2 separate regions of the Homo sapiens genome follow, and region 2 is linked to region 1. Evidence: read pairs that join two places in POLR2A ChIA-PET (ENCODE). Cell type or tissue: K562. All regions are shown on one strand. Links, peaks and the distances in the headings refer to the core of each region. The heading gives the core; the rest is flanking DNA.

The links. Peaks named below come from ENCODE experiments on the same cell type or tissue, not always from the same donor. Only the 100,000 strongest peaks of a DNase experiment are listed, where the experiment ranks them.
Region 2: POLR2A ChIA-PET joins it to region 1 with 5 read pairs; 1 of 35 experiments calls an interaction of 5 or more read pairs at or near these places.

What each region holds. Positions count from the first base shown.
Region 1 is chr22:22,077,603-22,082,978 of GRCh38, reverse strand. It overlaps IGL and the pseudogene IGLVI-63. Among named protein-coding and RNA genes, the nearest start is that of TOP3B, 98 kb to the right of the region's middle. In K562, for the core only: no CTCF peak of the experiment used is centred there; DNase peaks (open chromatin) are centred at 3,139 and 3,375; H3K27me3 peaks cover 2,419 bases.
Region 2 is chr22:21,728,472-21,733,847 of GRCh38, reverse strand. All of the region lies in intron 1 of YPEL1 (yippee like 1), which reads left to right. Among named protein-coding and RNA genes, the nearest start is that of YPEL1, 4.6 kb to the left of the region's middle. RefSeq lists a silencer at 3,654-3,841. In K562, for the core only: no CTCF peak of the experiment used is centred there; DNase peaks (open chromatin) are centred at 2,107, 2,832 and 3,044; H3K27me3 peaks cover 4,064 bases.

The DNA of each region.
Region 1 (5,376 bases), core at 320-5,319:
ATGGTGAATGCGTATCACACATTTTATTTTTACTCGATCCACTACTAATGAGCACTTGAGTTGATTCCATGTTATTGCTATTGTGAATACTGCTGCAACAAACGAATGAGTTCAGATATCTTTTTGGTAGAATTATTTATATTCTTCTGTGTACACACCTAGATTCCTGGGTCCAGTGGTAGTTTTTTTTTTTTTTTTTTTTTTTTTGAGAAATCTCCAAACTGCTTTCCACAGAAGCTGTACTAATTTACATCCCCACCAACAATGTATAAGCATTCCTTTTTTTCTGTATTCTTGCCAGCATCTGTTATTTTTAGACTTTTTAATAATACCCATTCTCACTGGTATGAGATGATATCCCATGTGGTTTTGATTTGCACCTCTCTGATAAGTGAAGTTCTGCATGTTTTCATGTTTGCTGGCTGCTTTTTTGTCTTCTTTTGAGAAGTGACCATGTCCTTTGTCCACTTTTTAATGGAGTTAAATTTTTTTGTTGACTTAGCTTTCTTATAGATTCTGGATATTAGTCCTTTGTTAGATGCATAGTTTGCAAATATTTTTCCCATTGCGTAGGCTGTCTGTTTACTCTGATGAGAGTTTCTTTTGCCATGCAGGAGCTCCTTAGTTTTATCTGGTTCTGATTGTCAAGTTTTTTGTTGCAATTTCTTTTGATGATTAGACATACATTATTTGCCCACACCAATGTCCACAAGAGTATTTTCCAACTTTTCTTCTAAGATTTTAATAGTTGGAGGTCTTACATTTAAGTCTTCATTCATCTGGAATTAATTTTTTATATGGTAAGAGGTAGGGGTCCAGTTTTACTTTTCTGCATTGTAGGCCAGTTTTCTCAGCATCATTTATTGAATAGGGTATCCTTTACACATCGTTTATTTTTATCAATTTTTGAAGATCAGTTTGTTGTAGGTGTGTGTAAAGCCAAAGGATTTTAAGAGATGGGCAATATTGAGGATAAAAGAATGGAGTATATTCATAAACGTCTGCTCTTATAATAATCCTTTAAAACCAAAAAAATACAAGTGAAGTTCTACAGAACATGAGAGTTACCTAGACATAAACATTTCTAGCTCTTCTGAGGCACGGCCACATTTGTCAGCGCTGATTGTATTTATTGAAAACTTAAGATGTCAATAATCTTGTGTCAACTACACAGGGTCCTTAATGTTTTCTCACTTAGCTGCTGCTCACCCATACCCCTCACAGGTCCCGAGATCCCAGCTGTGGTCCCTGTCTCCCCACACTCCATTCCTCAGCACCTCCCACTTCTGAACCATGCAGACATGACCTTTCACCGTTTGCGTGTTCCGCCCATGTCCAGGACTCCACAGCCTAATGTTTGTGTCAAAACCAGAGCCTCATATGGCCCTGCCTGGACCCTCACTTCCTCTTAGTTCACTTTATGTTGCAGCAGGTGAATTTTACAACCTTAATCAGTCGCTGCATCTTTGTCGTCAACTCCTCTAAGTCTGCTCACCCCACCTCACCAAAACACACCTCTCTTCATTTTCCTAAAACATGTCATATTCCTATTGATACATTTACTGATGTGTTCTGTTTTCCCCTAAATAGCATCAGTTCCTGGAGGACAGGGACCATCCTGTCTTATCCACGCTGTACCCTGAGCACCAAGAACACATCCAGAATCTGCACATAGTAGGAGCTCAGAGGAATGGAGTGACCAGGTGGCCTCTGCAGCATCACCTCTCCTGGGTCAGACACAGATGGACTCTGGGTCCCTGGACCCCTGATCCTTTGTTACAAATTATATTGCATCCACCCCGAATTTTTTTTTTTTTTTGAGATGGAGTCTTGCTCTGTCACACAGGCTGGAGTGCAGTGGGTGATCTTGGCTCACTGCAGCCTCTACCTCCTGGTTCCAGTGATTCTCCTGCCTCAGCCTCCCGAGTAGCTGGGACTACAGGCATGTACCACCATGCTCAGCTAATTTTTTGTATTTTTAGTAAAGATGGAGTTTCACCGTGTTAGCCAGGATGGTCTCAATCTCCTGACCTCGTGATCCACCCACCTCAGCCTCCCAAAGTGCTGGGATTAACAGAAGTGAGCCACCGAGCCTGGCCCCCTGATTTTTTATGTTATAACTAAGTTACCAATTTGTCTGTATTGGGAGATCTGGACACTAAGATTATTAAGATTCAATGAAGTCATAGGAATGAGTCTCTAATCCAAAAGGACTAAAGACTTCATAAGAAATGTGTACAAAAACCACATGCAGACCTGGGGGTGGCCATGTGAGGACACAGTGAGAAAAGAGCCATCTGGAAGCAAAGGAAAGAGGGCAAAGAGAAAACCAAACGGGGTGGCACCTTCATCTGGTCCTTTCAGACTCCAGAACAGTGAGACAGTACATATCTGTTGGTGAAGACTCCAGTCTGTGGTGTGTTGTTGTGGAAGCCCCAGCCGACTGATTCACCCATATGTACTCCACCACAGGGCAGCTGGCCTCTGGCATTCAGTACCAGCTGCTACCTCTGAGAAAAGAGCACATGGTATTGTTGCCAAAGAGTGAATTTGGGGCAGATATTGAGAGGGTGAGGACACATTCCCTAGAAAAATTACCCTGAAGAAGTTCTCAGGCCCCAGTTTTAGGACAAACAAGTGAGAGAACACATTGACTTAGCTGCAGAGTAGGGGGTGCATGGGAGAGCTTCATGGCTGGGCACACTGTGTGTTTTGGTCTGACTTACTTCAACCCGGAGCACTGTGAAAGCACTCAGGCTGTTTTTGTAGAATTGGCAGTGATAATCAGCCTCATCTTCAGGCTGTAGCACAGTGATGGTCACAAAAATGGAGTTGCCAGACTTGAAGCCAGAGAATTGTCAGGGACCCACAGGTGTCACCAATTGTTTTTATAGATGAGGAGTTTGGGGGTCATTCCTTGGAGCTGCTGGAACCAGTGTACATCACACCAATAACCAAAGTGGAGCTGCTTCCAGTGCAGGAGATGGTGACCCTCTGGCCCAGAGCCCCAGGGACTGAGGGTGACTGAATCAGCGCAGATGGGACCCAAGGCCCTGAAAGTGGGAAAGACACAGACATGGTGATTCTGGGTCTATAAATAAGAGGAGAAAGCAGCTCTCCATGGGCTCCCCAGGGCCCCTTCCGTGGCCCCATGTCCAGTCACCTGTGCAGTGAATAAAGGGGGTGAGCAGGAAATGGGACCAGGCCATTCTTGAGATTGTCCTGAGTCCTGCCTTTTTGCCCCACAGTTGAAGTAAAGCTTTTCCCAACTCTCTCCTTTTCTCTCTTTATACTCTGAGGCAGGGAGGATCTCCTCATGCAAATGGGAACTTTTCTGATCCCACCCTGAGCTCTGGATCAGACTCTTCTGCCTGAGGGCGCCATAGGGATAAGTATGAGTAGTGCTGTGAGCCGTTCAGGGGTGAGGAGATCACAGCTGTGAGCCCTGAACAGAGAGCACCAGACAGGGGAAGTGGCTGGTCTCAGCTCCGAACACCCCCAGACCCTCAGGAACAGGCTCCAAGTGCCTTCTGCTGTCCATGCCTAGACACACCACTTTATAATACGCTAACCATTTATGTTTAGTATTATTGTGGAAGTAAAATAAACTCCAATTACCTTCAGAAATAGGGTATTTTTGTATATATAATATTTTTTGAAACAAAAATAGTTGAAGCTGTCCAAGTTCAATTTCAAATACTGTAGAGACTTCATCTTGAGTGTGACGTTGGAAATGAATATATAATTCACTAATACCCTAGGATCTCCTGCTGTTCATTTACACGGGAGCAGCAGGCACTGAGGACACCATACACCCAGTCTGTGCAGTGACTGGGGCTGATTATGGATCGGTGTCCACTGGGGATATACTGTCCCTCAGTTCTTTGTTTGTTTGTCTGTTTTTGTGTTTTTGAGACAGAGTCTTGCTCTGTCGCCCAGGCTGAAGTGCAGTGGCACAATCTCGGCTCACTGCAACCTCTTCCTCCCAGGTTCATGCTATTCTCCTGCCTCAGCCTCCCAAGTAGCTGGGACTACAGGTGCCCCCCAACCATGTCCGGCTAATTTTTTGTATTTTTAGTAGAGACAGGGTCTCACCGTGTTAGCCAGGATGGTCTCGATCTCCTGACCTCGTGTTCTGCCCGCCTCGGCCTGCCAAAGTGCTGGGATTACAGGTGTGAGCCACCGCGCCCAGCCTACTGTCCCTCAGTTGTGTATCTCCCAGAATGCACTGTGCCACACCAGCCTATTGTGACCCTCAGTGGAGACCCATGAATTTAACTCAATGTCATCTGTCTGCAGCGGGTGCAAAGCCTGCAGGTTTTCAGGTGTAGGGATACCAGCAAAGGATTAGATTTCAGAGCCAGATGGGGACTTGTTCTAAATTACTCTTACTGTCTCTCAAATCAACACATTTTAGTCTCCTCAAATTCTGTTATTGCATTTAGGTGGCATTACTTTCAACTAGCACACATGAGAGTTTTTGTATAAAATATGTTGTTTATTTTACAAAAGCATATAAAATAGAAATGTTGAACAGTAACTACAAGAGATATCATAGATCAACAGTATAAACACACATAAACATTTAACATTTATGTTTGATTCCTTTCCTTCAAATTTTGTGTTCCTTCAACATAACAGTTTTATAATAACACTTTCTATAGAGAAAGAAGGAAAATAAATCAAATGGAAATATCACACATTGTTTCGCCGTCATCTGCCCAGGTTAGTGCTGGATGCCATACAGCATGTGCTTGTAGTATATAGCTTCCAGCCCTGCACCGTTACGGCCAGGCTCCAGGAGAGTCAGCTCAGTAGGAGGTAGGAGAGATTCCAGAAGCCAGTCTACATGAGATTGTTCTGGGAACAGAAATATTCATATAAATGACAAATCATATTTTTAGCAAACTTATACTTGTATTCCTACCAACTACTGGCTATTGTTTGAAGTCAAGTCACACTTTTTAGCACTGATATAAATATGATTTTGAATGTTCTTGGATTTAGTACAGCCACTATGGAGAACGATTGGAGGTTCCTCAAAAAACCTAAAAATAGGGCTACCATATGATCCAGCAATTTCACTGCTGGATACATATCCAAAATAAAGAAAATCAGTATATCAGAGAAATAGCTGCACTCCTATGTTTGCTGCAGCACTGTTTAGCTAAGATTTGGAAGCAATCTAAGTGTCCATCAACAGATGAATGCATAAAAAATGTGGTAAATACACACGATGGAGTACTATTCAGCCATAAAATAGAATAAGAGTCTGTCATTTGCAACAACAGGGATGGAACTGGAGATCATTATATTAAGTGTAATAAGCCAGGCCCAGAAAGGCAAACATCACATATTCTCACTTTTTTATGGAAT
Region 2 (5,376 bases), core at 199-5,198, 350 kb after region 1:
ACCTGTGTCAAGGGGCAGGGATGCAGGAAAAGGGAAAGAGGCTACCCTATAGGTTTTTTCCTTTTTTCTTTCTTTTTTTGTTGGTTTGTTTTGGTTTGTTTATTTCAACAAACAAATTGGTTTTTTGAGACAAGGTCTCATTCTGTCACCCAGGCTGGAGTATAATGGCACTGTCTCCACTCACTGCAGCCTCAACCTCCTAGGTTCAAGCCATCCACCTGCCTTCTGAGTAGCTGGAAACACAGGCACACACCACCATACCCAGCTAATTTTTTGATTTTTCTGTAGAGACAGGATCTCACTCTGTTGCTGGTCTCAAACTCCTGAGCTGAAGCGATCCTCCCCCCTTGCCTCCCAAAGTGCTGAGATTATAGGTGTGAGCCACCACCCCCAGTTAGTTTTGTTTTGTTACTTTATTTGTTTATTTTTTGAGACAGAGTCTCGCTCTGTCTCACCCAGGCTGGAGTGCAGTGGCATGATCTCGGCTCACTGCAGCCTCCACCTCCAGGGTTAAGCGATTCTCCTGTCTCAGCCTCCCGAGTAGCTGGGATTACAGGCATGTGCCACCACACCCAGCTAATTTTGTATTTTTAGTAGAGACAGGGTTTCACCATGTTGCCCAGGCTGGTCTCAAACTCTTGACCTCAGATGATCTGCCACCCCTCAGCCTCCCAAAGTGGTGGGATTACAGGTGTAAGCCACAGTGCCCAGCCTTGTTTTGTTATATTAGAGAGACAGAGTCTTGCTTTGTCACTCAAGCCTGGGGTACAGTGGCACAATCATAGCTCACTGCAGCCTCAACCTCTTGGGCTCAAGCAATCCTACAGCCTCAGCCTTCTGAGTAGCTGGGACTGTGGGTGTGCACCACCATGCCCAGCTATATAAAAAAAAAATTTTTTTTGGTAGATATGAGGTTTGGGGTTCTCACTGTGTTGCCCAGGTTGATCTCAAACTCCTGGCCTCAAGTGATCCTCCAGTCTCAGCCTCCCGATGTGTTGGGATTTACAGGTGTGAGCCCAGCCTACCTTGCAGTTTGTTTGTTTGTTTTTGTTGTTGTTGTTATTTTTGAGACAGAGTCCCACTCTGTCGCCAGGCTGGAGTGCAGTGGCGTGATCTCGGCTCAGTGCAGCCTCCGCCTCCCGGGTTCAAGCGATTCTCCTGTCTCAGCCTCCTGAGTAGCTGGGACTACAGGCACCCGCCACAACAGCCAGCTAATTTTTGTATTTTTAATAGAGACGGGGTTTCACCAGGTTGGCCAGGATGGCCTCAATCTCCTGACCTCAAGTGATCCGCCTGCCTCGGCCTCCCAAAGTGCTGGGATTACAGGCGTGAGCCACCGCGCCTGGCCAACCCTGTAGTTTTAACATATTTGTCTCCATGGAAGACTAATAAACAAAATTGTTTTGAATATGAAGAAGCAATAGAAGCCCCCCTGCTTTCAAACTGTTCTGTGATGCTTTTCATTAGAGTTAAATGAAGTTGACGTAAATGTTTTTAAGTAGTTAGATCTAATAATCAGTGAAAGCTCTAGGGAGTGGGAATTTTGACAAGAGATTTGAGCGGAGGTTGAAGAAAGTTCTCAATAGCCAAGACATAGAGGGCTAAGGGTTTTTGGAGCAAGCAGTGCGAGATAGATTCAGGAAAGAAGTCAAGAGGGTGAAATCGATTCCGCCAGCAAATGCCAGGACGTTACACCTGCTATACAGATGCTGAGTACCAAAAACCTGTTGGCAGGTGAGAGTAAAATGGAAATCCTGGAGCCAACCACTGTTGCCCACACCCCAGAAAGGGGTTAGGAGCCGTTATTCACCCCATTGCTCAGTAGGCCCTCTGGCACCTGCAGGGCCTTGGGCCGGGGCCGGGATTCCTGGTGGGGCTTGTGAGGTGCTTGCTGAGCCCCTGCCGTCCTGTAACAGTGACACATGCTCCTGCCGTAAGGCCCTGGTCAGACACCTAAACTGTGCCCAAGGATCATCCCCCTTAACATCTCATGTGACTCTGACTGCCCTGTAAATTGCACGTTACCCCACTTTACAAAGAAGGTAGCAGAACTTGGCTTCAGGTCCCAGAGCCAACAAACACGTGGCACATTTTGCATCAAAGCCTGGGAAGCCTCTCAAAGCAAGTCAGACCCTCTTTCACCTTTGTCCTGGGGGTGATGACATCCCTGTTGCCAAACCTCACCTACTCCCTCCCTCGTGGTGCCACCTGCCTTCTCAGCAGCATTGGCATATACCCCCGCCACCCAAACGCTTCCCCCTCACCTTTTCTGGTTCCTCTTTGTGTATCTGTTTTTTTTTTTTTTTTTCCCCCCTTCTCTTGCCCCAAGACAGGGCCTTTAATGTCTGATGAGACTTTATTTAGCATGAGGGTAAATAAAGTAGTTTTTAAGATTCTCAACCTCTTTTCTTCTATCTCAATCCAGTCTTCTGGGTGTGGTACCCACTCTTTCAACCTAACAAGGCTAGTGTTGCACATAGTTCCTACACCTCCCCTTTTCTTTCTTTTTTTTTTTTGACACAGGGTCTCACTCTGTCATCCAGGCTGGAGTGCAGTGGCGATCACCTCAGCCTCCCGAGTAGCTGGGACGACAGGCACGTGCCACCACACCTGGTTAATTTTTAAATTTTTTTTTAGAGACGGGTTTTCGCCATGTTGCCCAGGCTGGTCTCGAACTCCTGACCTCAGATGATCCTCCCACCTTGGCCTCTTAAAGTGCTGGGATTACAGGCATGAGTCACCATGCACAGCCCCCTCTTCTTGTTGTTAGCAAGAAAGCACCTCTACTGGGATGTGTCCCAGGGCCTTGGTTGTGGGAAACTTTGTTACTAATGGTAGAAAAAAAAATGTAGTACAGGTTCTTTGAAAAGAAGCGCTCAGTACAAGCACATTATCAGTAGTCTCAGGAGAGGTGGTAGAGGTAGTACTTGAGCACAGGTGGGAGGAGAGATGGAGGAGAGAGCCTGGAGGGCCGAGGCACCTGGGGCCACTGGGCAATGGAGGAGCCAGGCCCCTTGGGTTCCCCAGAGAGCAGGGGCTGGTGGGGAGTCTACAGAGGGCCATGGAGCTTTGTCTCAGGGCAGCCATATAGGTGGTTTGATGCTGTCAGTGAGTCCCATTGTGCACCTAGGCTGCAGTTCCTGAAATGTGGAGGGGAGCTTTTCCTCCTGTAATGCAAGTAGGGAGGAAGTGGATGTGTGTGGATGGAAGCTGGAATTGCCAAAGGCAAATTGTACCCATGCTGTTGCCCTTTGTTGTAAATTTTTCCAGACCTTTCCACACCTGTGACTTCATGTACTATGTGAGAGTTTGAATAGTCAGTGTGGGCCAGATGCTGTAGCTCACGCCTGTAATCCCAACACTTTGGGAGGCCAAGGCGGGTGGATCACTTGAGGTCAGGAGTTCAAGGCAAGCCTGGCCAACATGGTGAAACCCCATCTCTACTAAAAATACAAACTTAGCCAGGCATGGTGGGAGGTGCCTGTAGTCCCAGCTATTTGGGAGACTGAGGCACAAGAATTGCTTGAATCCAGGAGGCGGAGGCTGCAGTGAGCCAAGATCGTGCTACTGCACTCCAGCCTGGGAGACAGAGCGAGACTCTGGAAGCCCCATGATGGAAATGTCCCTGATGTGTGTTTATCAGTGCATTTGGCCAGTCTCTTTTGGTTAAACTTTGTTGTTGTTGTTGCTTTTGTTGAGAAGGAGTCTCGCTCTGTTGCCCAGGCTGGAGTACAGTGGCACAATCTTGGCTCACCACAACCTCTGCCTCCCGGGTTCAAGCAGTTCTCCCGCCTCAGCCTCCCTAGTAGCTGAGACTAAAGGTGCCCACCACCACACCGAGCTAATTTTTGTATTTTTAGTAGAGACGAGGTTTCACCATGTTGGTTGGCCAGGCTGGTCTCGATCTCCAGACCTCAGGTGATCTGCCCATCTCGGCCTCCTAAAGTGCTGGGATTACAGATGTGAGCCACCGTGCTAGCCTCTATTGGTTAAACTTGAGGTGGTTTCTAATCTTTTATTACAGGCAGTATTATTATAGGATGATATTTTGTTATTTCAGGTAATAACTGCTTTTATCCAGTTATTTTGCACATGTGCATCAGCCAAAGGTGAACTCCCCAGATGAACCCCCATCCAGGGCTGTGCTCCTAGGAATGTTGTGGGTGTTGCCAAATGGCTGGATCACAGAGCACCTTCACCAGTGGTGTTGTCAACTTCTTAAATTTTTAAATTTAATTTATTATTTGTAGAGACTGTCTCGCTCTGTCGCCCAGCCTGGAGTGCAGTGGTGTGATCATGGCTCACAGCAACCTTGACCTCCTGGCCTCAAGTGATCCTCCCATCTCAGCCTCCCAAGTAGCTGGGACTACAGGTGCACACCCAGCTCATTTTTTTTTTTTTTTTTAGAGATGGGGGTCTTGCTGTGTTGGCCAGGCTGATCTTGAACTCCTGGCCTCAAGTAATCTTCCCACCTTGGCCTCCCAAAACACTGGGATTACAGGCATGGGCCACCCCTGACCTTATCAACTTTTTTTTTGAGATAAGATCGTACTCTGTCACCAATGCTGGAGTGCAGTGGTGTGATCTCGGCTCACTGCAACCTCTCCCTCCTGGGCCTAAGTGATTCTCCTGCCTTAGCCTTCCAAGTAGCTGGCACCACAGTCATGCACCACCATGCCCGGCTAATTTTTTTTTTTTTTCTTCAGGATGGAGTTTTGCTCTTGTTGCCCAGGCTGGAGTACAATGGCGCAATCTCAGCTAACTGCAATCTCTGCCTCCTGGGTTCAAGCAATTCTCCTGCCTCAGCCTCCCAAGTAGCTGGCATTACAGGCACACACCACCATGCCCGGCTAATTTTTGTATTTTTAGTAGAGATGGGGTTTCACCATGTTGGCCAGGCTGGTCTAGAACTCCTGACTTCAGGTGATCCACCCGCCTCGGCCTCCCAAAGTGCTGGGATTACAGGCGTGAGCCAGTGTGCCTGGGCTTTTGTATTTTTTTGTAGAGACGGGGTTTCACCATGTTGCCCAAGCTGGTCTCAAACTCCTGGACTCAAGCGATGCACCCACCTTGGGTTCCCAAAGTGCTGGGATTACAGGTGTGAGCCACCACGCCTGGCCTAACTTTTAAAAAAATCATTGCCAACCTGCTAAGTGTTAGACAGTATGAGTGTGCCTTCAGAGTTGAACATCTACTTGCATGTTCCACCTTGGACACCGTGGTCCAAGGTGGGGAGACTCTGGCTTTGAATCCAGCTTCACAGGTCACTGGCTGTGCAACCTTGGGTGCTCAGGTAACCTTTTTGGACTTCGGTTTCCCCATGTGCATCGTGGGGCTAATAAGGACACGCATCTCTTAGAACTGCTGTTAATCGTG